3 separate regions of the Homo sapiens genome follow, and all the other regions are linked to region 3. The links are chromatin contacts, found by Hi-C or POLR2A ChIA-PET in ENCODE. All regions are on one chromosome and are shown on one strand. Each heading gives the region's core, a stretch centred on a gene start or an enhancer-like site at or near the end of the contact. The rest is flanking DNA. Distances are from core to core; before and after follow the strand shown.

Region 1 (2,722 bases), core at 154-2,653, 850 kb after region 3:
CCCATTCTGGGCTGGGCGCAGCAGCTCACGCCTGTAATCCCAGCACTTTGGGAGGGCGAGGTGGGCAGATCACTGGAGGTCTGGGGTTCGAGACCAGCCTGGCCAACATGGCAAAACCAAGTCTCTACTAAAAATACAAAAATTAGTTGGGCGTGGTGACGGGCGCTTGTATCCCAGCTACTCAGGAGGCTGAGGCAAGAGAATCACTTAAACCCAGGAGGCGGAGGCTGCAGTGAGCTGAGATCTCGCCACTGCACTCCAACCTGAACAACAGAAGGTGACTCCATCTCAAAAAAAAAAAAAGATATTCACTCTGATATGAAATGGCAACTAAGGAAGGCTGTCCGACTGATTTCAGGTGTGCTCTATTCCAGCCCACTCTGGCCAACTCTAAGGCCAGAGCTCAGATGTAGCAGGTGCTTGCTTTTCTAGATGCAAGGAGACTGGGGGTAGCCTGCAGGGTCCCCCTCTGGGGGTCAAGGTCTGGCTGGTTCTGCCAGATTTAACCTCTCTGGGCCTCAGATTCTTCAGGCAGAGGACTGACAATACTTCAAAGGGTCAAGGAAACGGGCGAATGCACGGAAGAGTTGAGGCACAGAAAAGTCTTCAAGCTTATAAGGAGCCTGTTGGGGGTCAGCTAGATCTCTCTAGTCCGCAGAGGGGACCGTCCCTCTGCCCGAGGCGGCGGAGCTTCCCCTGCCGGGTCCAGATACCCCAAGGCAGTTTCCAATCGCCCCCGTCCCCAGGAAGGTCGGTGATGGGGAGTGAAGAAGTAAGCGGCTTCTCAAATAATAGCAGTTGCCAAACGCTTACCGGGAAAATCTTTTAATCCCGACTACAATCCTAAGAGGTGAAAGTCTTGGTCCCCACTTTAGAGGCTACGAAAGCGGAAGGCCACCTGAGTTTTCCACAGCACCAGCGGGTCGGAGTGCGAGCTCGGACTCGGGTCCTTCGGCTTCGAGGCCGCATTAGGCCACTCGCGACCCCCCACGCCGGCAGCTCGAGGCTCGGACTCTAGGCCCAGGCCGGCACTGAGCCCAGCTCCGCCCGGGACGCGGTGGTCACAGCGGCGCTGCGAACGACGCCCGCTTCCCGGCTCACCAGACCAACCTAGGCCGCGAAGGGGGCGGCGTCGCCGGGGGCTGCCAAGGCGCCGGTTCCCTGAGGAGAAAGCGCGGCCTCCTCCAGGTGCCTGAGATGCCGCCGCGCGGGCATCCTCTCCTCACAGCCGCGACCCCGGGCCCAGAGACCCCTCGCCCACACACCCCTCCCTTGGGATGCTGGACCCTTCCTAAACTGGAGGCCACAGGGGATCTCCAGCCGCGTGCCGCCGCTACACCTCACCAGGGACGAGAGGAGAAACGCTGAGTTGACACACTAGCTGCAGACACGGAGCCTCCTCTGTCAGACCCCGCACTGAACAACGGCCCTCAGAGCTGCCTCACCACTTCCGCCCATCGCGGAGGAGCGCGCCCATTGGCCAGGGGCGGCTCCAGCTGTCGGCCCATTGGATAACACCGTTGTCGCTCCCAGGGCCCCGCCTTCTGCGCGTCGATTGGCTCCCTGGAGGCCCACGGGGGCGTGTCCCTGGAAGCCCTGGCCCCTGCACATCTGGAACCAGAGGCACGAAGCTGAGCTGTGAGCCTGTTGCTGAGTTTAGCAACTGTCCCCGACACAGGCTAATAATATTTGCATGAATAATTCTGTACAAACATTACTAATATGCTTAATATATTGAGATAATTAATGGTATTTGTTCTTTTCTCATGGGCCGTTAATACTTATTAGTCATTCTTATTGCTATGATAATGCCCTTGTGCAAGACTTCTGCAGATCTGTGACCATATTTTTTGAGCACTTTGCTTTTTTGCAGTGGAAGAATGAGAGCCTGAGATGCAGGTTTGAGAGCTAGTTTCTCCACTTGCTGCCTGAATGGATTCCCTGAGCTTCTCTTACCTCATGTATAATAAAGGAGAGAATAATTATATAAGTATAACCAAGCACATATTACAAACCAACTTATAATTATATAAGTATAACCAAGCACATATTACAAACAATACAGCAATTTAAAATTATGATTCCATTGCAGATTATAATTGCAAAATATGGAGGCCAAGGCGGGTGGATCTCTTGAGCTCAGGAATTAGAGACCAGCCTGGGCAATATAATGAAACCATATCTCTACAAAAAAAATACAAAAATTAGCCAGGCGTGGTGGCACGCACCTGTAGTTCCACCTCCTTGGGAGGCTGAGGTGGAAGGATCCCTCGAGCCCAGGAGGCAGGGCTGGAGTGAGCCCTGATCATGCTACCGCACTCCAGCCTGGGGGACAGAGAAAGACCCCGTCTCAAAAATAATATAATATAATATAATATAATATAATATAATATAATATAATATAATTGCAAAATGTTAATGAGATAGTACTAAGCAAGAAAAGCATCTAACAGGCTGGGCGCGGTGGCTCACGCCTGTAATGCCAACACTTTGGGAGGCAGAGGCTGGTGGATCACCTGAGGTCAGGAGTTCAAGACCAGCCTGGCCAACATGGTGAAACACCGTTTCTACTAAAAATACAAAAATTAGCTGGCCGTGGTGGCAGGCGCCTATGATCCCAGCTACTTGGGAGGCTGAGACAGGAGAATCGCTTGAACCCAGGAGGTGAAGGTTGCAGTGAGCCGAGATTGAGCCACTGCACTCCAGCCTGGGCAACAAAATC
Region 2 (2,700 bases), core at 133-2,632, 970 kb after region 3:
GAGACAACTACTTCTTGGTTTCACTTCCCCACAATGAGTACAAAACCTGAAAATGAAATGACTGGCTCTCTCGCAACACTAAGCTTGCCCATCTCCTAGAGGAAGTTAAAAGCTGCTCGTGGGTGAAGACAGGTGCAAGAGGAGGGGACTGGGACTGCGGTGTTGCATTCAGCCACCATTTCCAACCGTCCATTTACTCAGGCCAGGATCCCTAATTCTGCAAAAATGGAAGGGGGGAAAGGCGGAGGTAGTGGCAAATTCTTCCATGCCTTGACCCAATTTTACTGATTTTGTTGCCAACCCCAAGATGTTTCCTACAACAGCTATCCCCAACCTTTTTGGCACCAAGAACTGGTTTCATGGAAGACAACTTTTCCACGGGGTTGGGTGGTTTCGACATGAACCTGTTTCGCCTCAGATCATCAGGCATTAGATTCTGATAAGAAGCACACAACCTGGATCCCTCACATGCGTAGTTCACAATAAAGGTCGTGCTCCTATGAGAATGTAATGCCGCAGCTGATGTAACAGGAGGCGGAGCTCAGGCTGTAGTGCTAGCTCGCCTGCCGCTCACCTCCTGCTGTGCGGCCCGGTTTCTAACAGGCCACCGACGGGCCTGGTGGTTGGGGACCCCTGCTTTACAGGGTGGCTGAACTGAAGCTTATTCTTCACGCTTGCACTATTCAAGATGTATGATATCTGATCATTGTTTGCACACTGCAAAGCAGGCTGCAATCCAACCCTGGGAAGAGGGGCGCGGACACGCAGGCTAACGCGCCTGCATTTCCCCCCGCCAACCCCTCCCAGCTTCCACAGCCGGGAGCCCGGTGGCGTCGACCTCGCACCGCCCTCCGGTTCTCCCACTTGGGACTCGAGGGTTGGATCTCGCCAGGCACCGCCCTCTCCCCACAGGTGAAGGGAAGGGGCACCCAGTTCCCTCGGCTGCATCTTTGCAAGGGTGGATGCAAGTATAAATGCTGCAAAAGCAAGGGTGCGCCGGGGCCCTGAAGCGTGCATGCCCGGTGGTCATAACATTCTCCGCTCAGAGTCCACTAGGCCTGTAGGACGCCGGGAAGCTCTGGGACCGTTGCTACAGACCACCTCCCGTCAGCTCCCGGAATCCAGCGTCTCCCCACGGGCGCGCGCTCTTCCGGGCGCCCCGGCGGCACCTGCGCGCGACGTCCCCCGCCCCGGTTACCTTGTAGAAAGTGACCGTATCCAGGGGAAGGGCGCCCTTGGTGTGCAGGCCGCTGCCGCCATGCGGAGCGGAGAGGAGCAGGAAGCCCAGGAGAAGGGGAAGCAGCGGGGAGAGAAATGCGGCGCGGGGCACAGCGGCAGCCATATCGCCGGGTTCCTGCAGAGGGAGGTAGGTAAGCGATAGTGGAGAACGCCCCGAGTCAGCGGTCACGTGACTGGGGGGGCGGACTCACGCGCGCTCACGTGGACACCCCAGGAGGCTCCCATCTGTCTAGGGTGAGAGGGTGGGGCCACGTGAGGGGCGGGGCGAGGGAGGGGAAGCTGCTGCGCACGCGTACTCGGCGAAGCTCGCGTAGGGCCTGGGTAAAAGGGCGGGGCCACGTTGCGGGCGGGAAAATGGGCTCCTGCGCGCGCGCACTCGCCGAGTCTTCCGGCGGGTCCGCCCAGTTCCGTTCCTGCTCCGCTTGAGGAGAAGCGCCAAGTGCGCATGGGGACGCTATAGCAATTCGTTTGCTGTCCTTCCTCTCCTTCGAAGATGACAAGGCCTACCATCGTTTCTTCCTGCCTTTGGGCCGTCAGGCAGTTGGTTGGGACCCGCTCCAACCCTCGGTCAGTCTATTAGTCAAGTTCAGCCGTTATTCTCAGTCAGGCTCCGTCACCACCCTGACCCAGGCGGGCAGTGGCTCCGCGGCTTCCCTGAGCTTTTTGGCCAGGCTTGGCGGTCAGTGTGGCAAGCAGGGCCCTCTTAGGCCCGATCTGAGGTGAGCGCCTCCCCTGGGAGACGCCAGGCTCCTGGGATCCGCCCAGCCAAGGCCCACCCTCCAGGAACCCCAGACGCAATTCTAATCATTCTGTTCCGCAGGTAGTCACTCGGTCCCTGGCTTGTGCCAGACTCTGGCTTTGCCTGCGGGGCTACGGAATAAGCAGAAACAAGACCGTTGTGTGCTGAAGGCACGCACTTTGTTGGGGGAGGAGGCGGCATAGGAATAATGATCTAAACAGTGCAGTGTAATTGCTGTAAAATATTATTCCGGCTGGGCGCGTTGACTCACGTCTGTAATCCCAGCACTTTGGGAGGCCGAGGCAGGTGGATTACCTGAGGTCAGGAGTTCGAGACCAGCCTGGCCAACATGGTGAAACCCCGTTTCTACTAAAAATCAGGCGAGTGTGGTGGTGCGTGCCTGTAATCCCAGCTACTCAAGAGGCTGAGGCAGGAGAATTGCATGAACCCAGGAGGCGGAAGTTGGGGTGAGCCGAGATTTCGCCATTGCACTTCAGCCTAGGTGACAGAGCGAGACTCAGTCTCAAAAAGAAAAAAAAAGACCGTATTTTCTTATTGTAAAGAGACAGAGATTCAGCCATCCCTGCTCAGGAGCATCAGAGGAAGTTGTAGACAGGAGGTGACTTTTGAGCTGGACCTTGAAATAAGAGGGGGCGTGCATGAGGCAAAGAGAAACAGGGCATTTCTAACAATGGGAAAATTATGCACAGGCATGTTGGGGA
Region 3 (2,848 bases), core at 59-2,558:
ACGTGTCTATGCTGTTAGAAGTCAGGAGATTGCCTACCTGGGTTTGGAGGTGCTGACTGGATCGGGGGCCCAGGGCTCTGGGGGGCTGAGAATGTTTTGTTTCTGGATCTGGGTGGGGGTTACACAGTTACATTGTTTGTGGCTACCTATCAAGCTGGACACTTTGATCTGGGCACTTTTTCTGTTTTACTTCCATGAGGAAAAAAAAATTGAGAGGCAGGATAGTGTAGTGGTTAAACATGCATGCCCTCAAGCCAATTACCCAGGCTTAAAATCCCAGTTCTGACAATAGCTATTAACCAAACTTGCCTTAGCTTGCTGGCCTGGGCCAGGGCTGGGGACACCACGTGTCTAGATTTCTTTATTGAGGCACTAGCGGATGTGTGCAAGGGGTAGAGACCAAAAAGTGTGGCAGCAGCAGAGAAGGGACGTCAGCAGCTCAGGAGGCTAAGAGGATAGTATTGGGCCATCAGGACCCCCACGCCCCCAATTCTAGGGTCCTGGCATCTCCCCAGTCCCCCTTCCTCCCCAGAGGTCCAGAATTTTCAGCCTCAGTCCTGAGATTTGTGTCCACAAAACCAAATATTTCTAACTGATAAAAGCCACTCCTTCTTGCTGCGGAGAAACCACAAGGCAACCTGGGTAGTTTGAACAAAGTTCTCTAGCCTCCCTAAGTTTACTCCTCTGTACTGTGGAGAGGATAGAAGAAAATCGCAGTGAGTAATCACAGTGAATTCACTGAGCACTGCCAGTCTTTTGCTAAGAACATGATGTGCTCAAGCCTTACGATACTCTGAAGTGGGTATTATGCCTCTCCCCATTTTACAGAGTCAGAGACTGAGGCACAGAGAGGTTAAGTAGCCTGCCCAGTGTCACACAGCTCTGGAGCAAGCGCCTGCTCCAGAGCCTGAGACTCCTACACCACATCCCACCCAAGTGTGGGCCTCGCACATAATAGGCACCCAGCACCCAGTAGCTCGGCCTTGCTGCCGCCGTGGAATCTCCTGCCTCCCAGAGACCCAACCTCAGCCCTGGACTCACTATGGCCACTCCCTGCACCAGGGGGAACTGTTCGGGTTCCTGCAGGACGTCACAGATGGTGTTCACCATCTCGTCGATCAGTGTCTGACATTCTTCGTAGGGCTTCAGGTATTCCTGGATAAACCAACCCAGCTTCTGAGCAGGCACCGAGGACAGCTGGGACTCCCCATTTCCCATTGCTCTCAGCTGGCTGCCGGCAAGACAGTGAATGGTAGGATGGGAGGCAGAGGAATTCTTGCTGCTGCCCAGAGCCAGGAAACTGAAACTGAAGTCTAGAGGCCTCTCTCCACCCACTGCAGCGAGCTTACCAACTCTTGTATCCGGGACAGGGAAACAAAACTAACTTAAGCTCAGAGGCTCTGCCCTGCCCCTTGCAGTGAGTTTACCAACTCCTGCATCCGGGGCAGGGAAACCAAAACTAACTTAAGCTCAAATGCTCTTCCCCGCCCCTTGCAGCAAGGTTTACTGACTCCTGCACCCCAGCAGGGAAACCAAAACTGACTCAAGCTCAGAGGCTTTCCCTGTCCCCGGCAGCGTGGTGACCAGCCCTTCAGGGGCTCCCCAAAACTTGAGGTTAACTAAACAGCCTCTAGAACCCCATTGTGAGGGCTTCATACCTGCTAGATGTCTGTCCTTGAGCACATCGCCTGCCCTCTTCGCGCCTCAATTCCCCCATCTGTAAGCTGGGGGAAAATGGCAGCTCTCTCGTAGGATTAGCTTGATGATTAAATAATACCTGCAAAGTGCTTAGAAGCAGGGGCGCACAGGTCATCTTTTGAGGCTCTGTCCCTTTCCCCCTGTTCTCAGTGGCCAGGGAACTCACATTCAGGGAAAGCGGCAGAGAGGAAAAAGAGACCCAGAGAGGGAACTGACTTGCTCAGGGACACACAGCAAAGCAGGGACCTAGCTGGACTCAGGTTTTGGTCTGCTTCTGGGTAAACACAGGCCCCCGTGTGGTCAGCGGGTGGGAACCTCTGTGTGTCCAGTTTCTCAGCACACTTGTGGACAGCCGAGGGACCGTATGAGGCACTTGTCCAGCCTCGCAAGGGCAAGAAAACACACCCCAAGTGTGTGAGCCAGAAAGGAGACAGACATGCAACTCCTGTGCCCAGAGCTTTGAAAACAAAACTCGCAGAGGACTCCCAGCCAGCTGCCTTGGCCCAGCAATAATAATTCACAGAGAAGGCAAAAATCTCCAAGATGTAGTGGGGGACCAGGGCCCTTCCATACTGGGATGGTTAATTTTATGTGTCAAGTTGGCTGAGCCCAGGTACCCAGATATTTGGTCAAACATTATCCTAGATCTTTTTGTGAAGGTATTTTTTAAAGATAAGATTAACATTTACATTGGTAGACTTTTTTTTTGAGTAAAGTGGATTATCATCTGTAAGGTGGTGGGCCTGATTCAATCAGTTGAAGGCCTTAATAGACTAAAGACTGAGCTCCCCCAAGGAAGAGGGAATTCGGCTGCAGTGCCTTGGCCTCCACTTGCAGCAGCAACTCCTTCCTGGGTCTCCCACCTGCCAGTCTACCCTGCCGATTTTGGATTTGCCAGCCTCCACAATCACATGAGCCAATTCCTTAAAATAAATACCTCAAAATAAATATAAATACCCTGTTAGTTCTGGAAAAACCTCGATTAATGCACATGCTCATTAAGGGCCTTTCCTGCCCTTATCCAACTTTTACTGCAACACCGAGAGGTAGGCAGGCTGGGCAGGCGTAGTCCTAAGGTTCCTTTTTCAGATGAGAACATGGAGGCTCACAAAGGTGGAAACATTTGCCCGTGATCACACAGCTAGGAAGT

Evidence for each region. A loop is a pair of places that touch in the nucleus more often than their neighbours do. ChIA-PET counts read pairs that join two places held with the same protein, here RNA polymerase II (POLR2A). Pooled maps may share reads with other maps.
Region 1: a loop to region 3 is called in a pooled map, with 6 times the contacts of the local background. The contact joins the promoter of TRAFD1 here to the promoter of OAS2 in region 3. A Hi-C loop is called at or near these places in 1 of 37 single-sample maps with no recorded cell type and 8 of 50 pooled maps. POLR2A ChIA-PET finds 5 or more read pairs at or near these places in 2 of 52 experiments (OCI-LY7 and activated naive CD4-positive, alpha-beta T cell).
Region 2: a pooled map shows a loop between it and region 3 (23-fold over the local background). The contact joins the promoter of ERP29 here to the promoter of OAS2 in region 3. A Hi-C loop is called at or near these places in 4 of 37 single-sample maps with no recorded cell type and 11 of 50 pooled maps.

Annotation. Positions count from the first base shown.
Region 1 is chr12:112,124,241-112,126,962 of GRCh38, reverse strand. It overlaps TRAFD1 (TRAF-type zinc finger domain containing 1), which reads right to left and starts at 1,403. Exons shown (of 12, transcript NM_006700.3): 1 at 1,345-1,403. RefSeq lists enhancers at 877-946, 1,357-1,406, 1,384-1,678.
Region 2 is chr12:112,012,108-112,014,807 of GRCh38, reverse strand. It overlaps ERP29 (endoplasmic reticulum protein 29), which reads right to left and starts at 1,382. Exons shown (of 3, transcript NM_006817.4): 1 at 1,199-1,382. The coding sequence starts at 1,342. TMEM116 (transmembrane protein 116) reads left to right here and starts at 1,643. Exons shown (of 11, transcript NM_001193531.2): 1 at 1,643-1,806. RefSeq lists enhancers at 1-48, 1,719-1,908, 1,779-2,667 and silencers at 1,049-1,138, 1,479-1,558.
Region 3 is chr12:112,976,979-112,979,826 of GRCh38, reverse strand. It overlaps OAS2 (2'-5'-oligoadenylate synthetase 2), which reads right to left and starts at 1,308. Exons shown (of 10, transcript NM_002535.3): 1 at 1,042-1,308. The coding sequence starts at 1,218. RefSeq lists enhancers at 144-293, 404-483, 654-733, 954-1,763.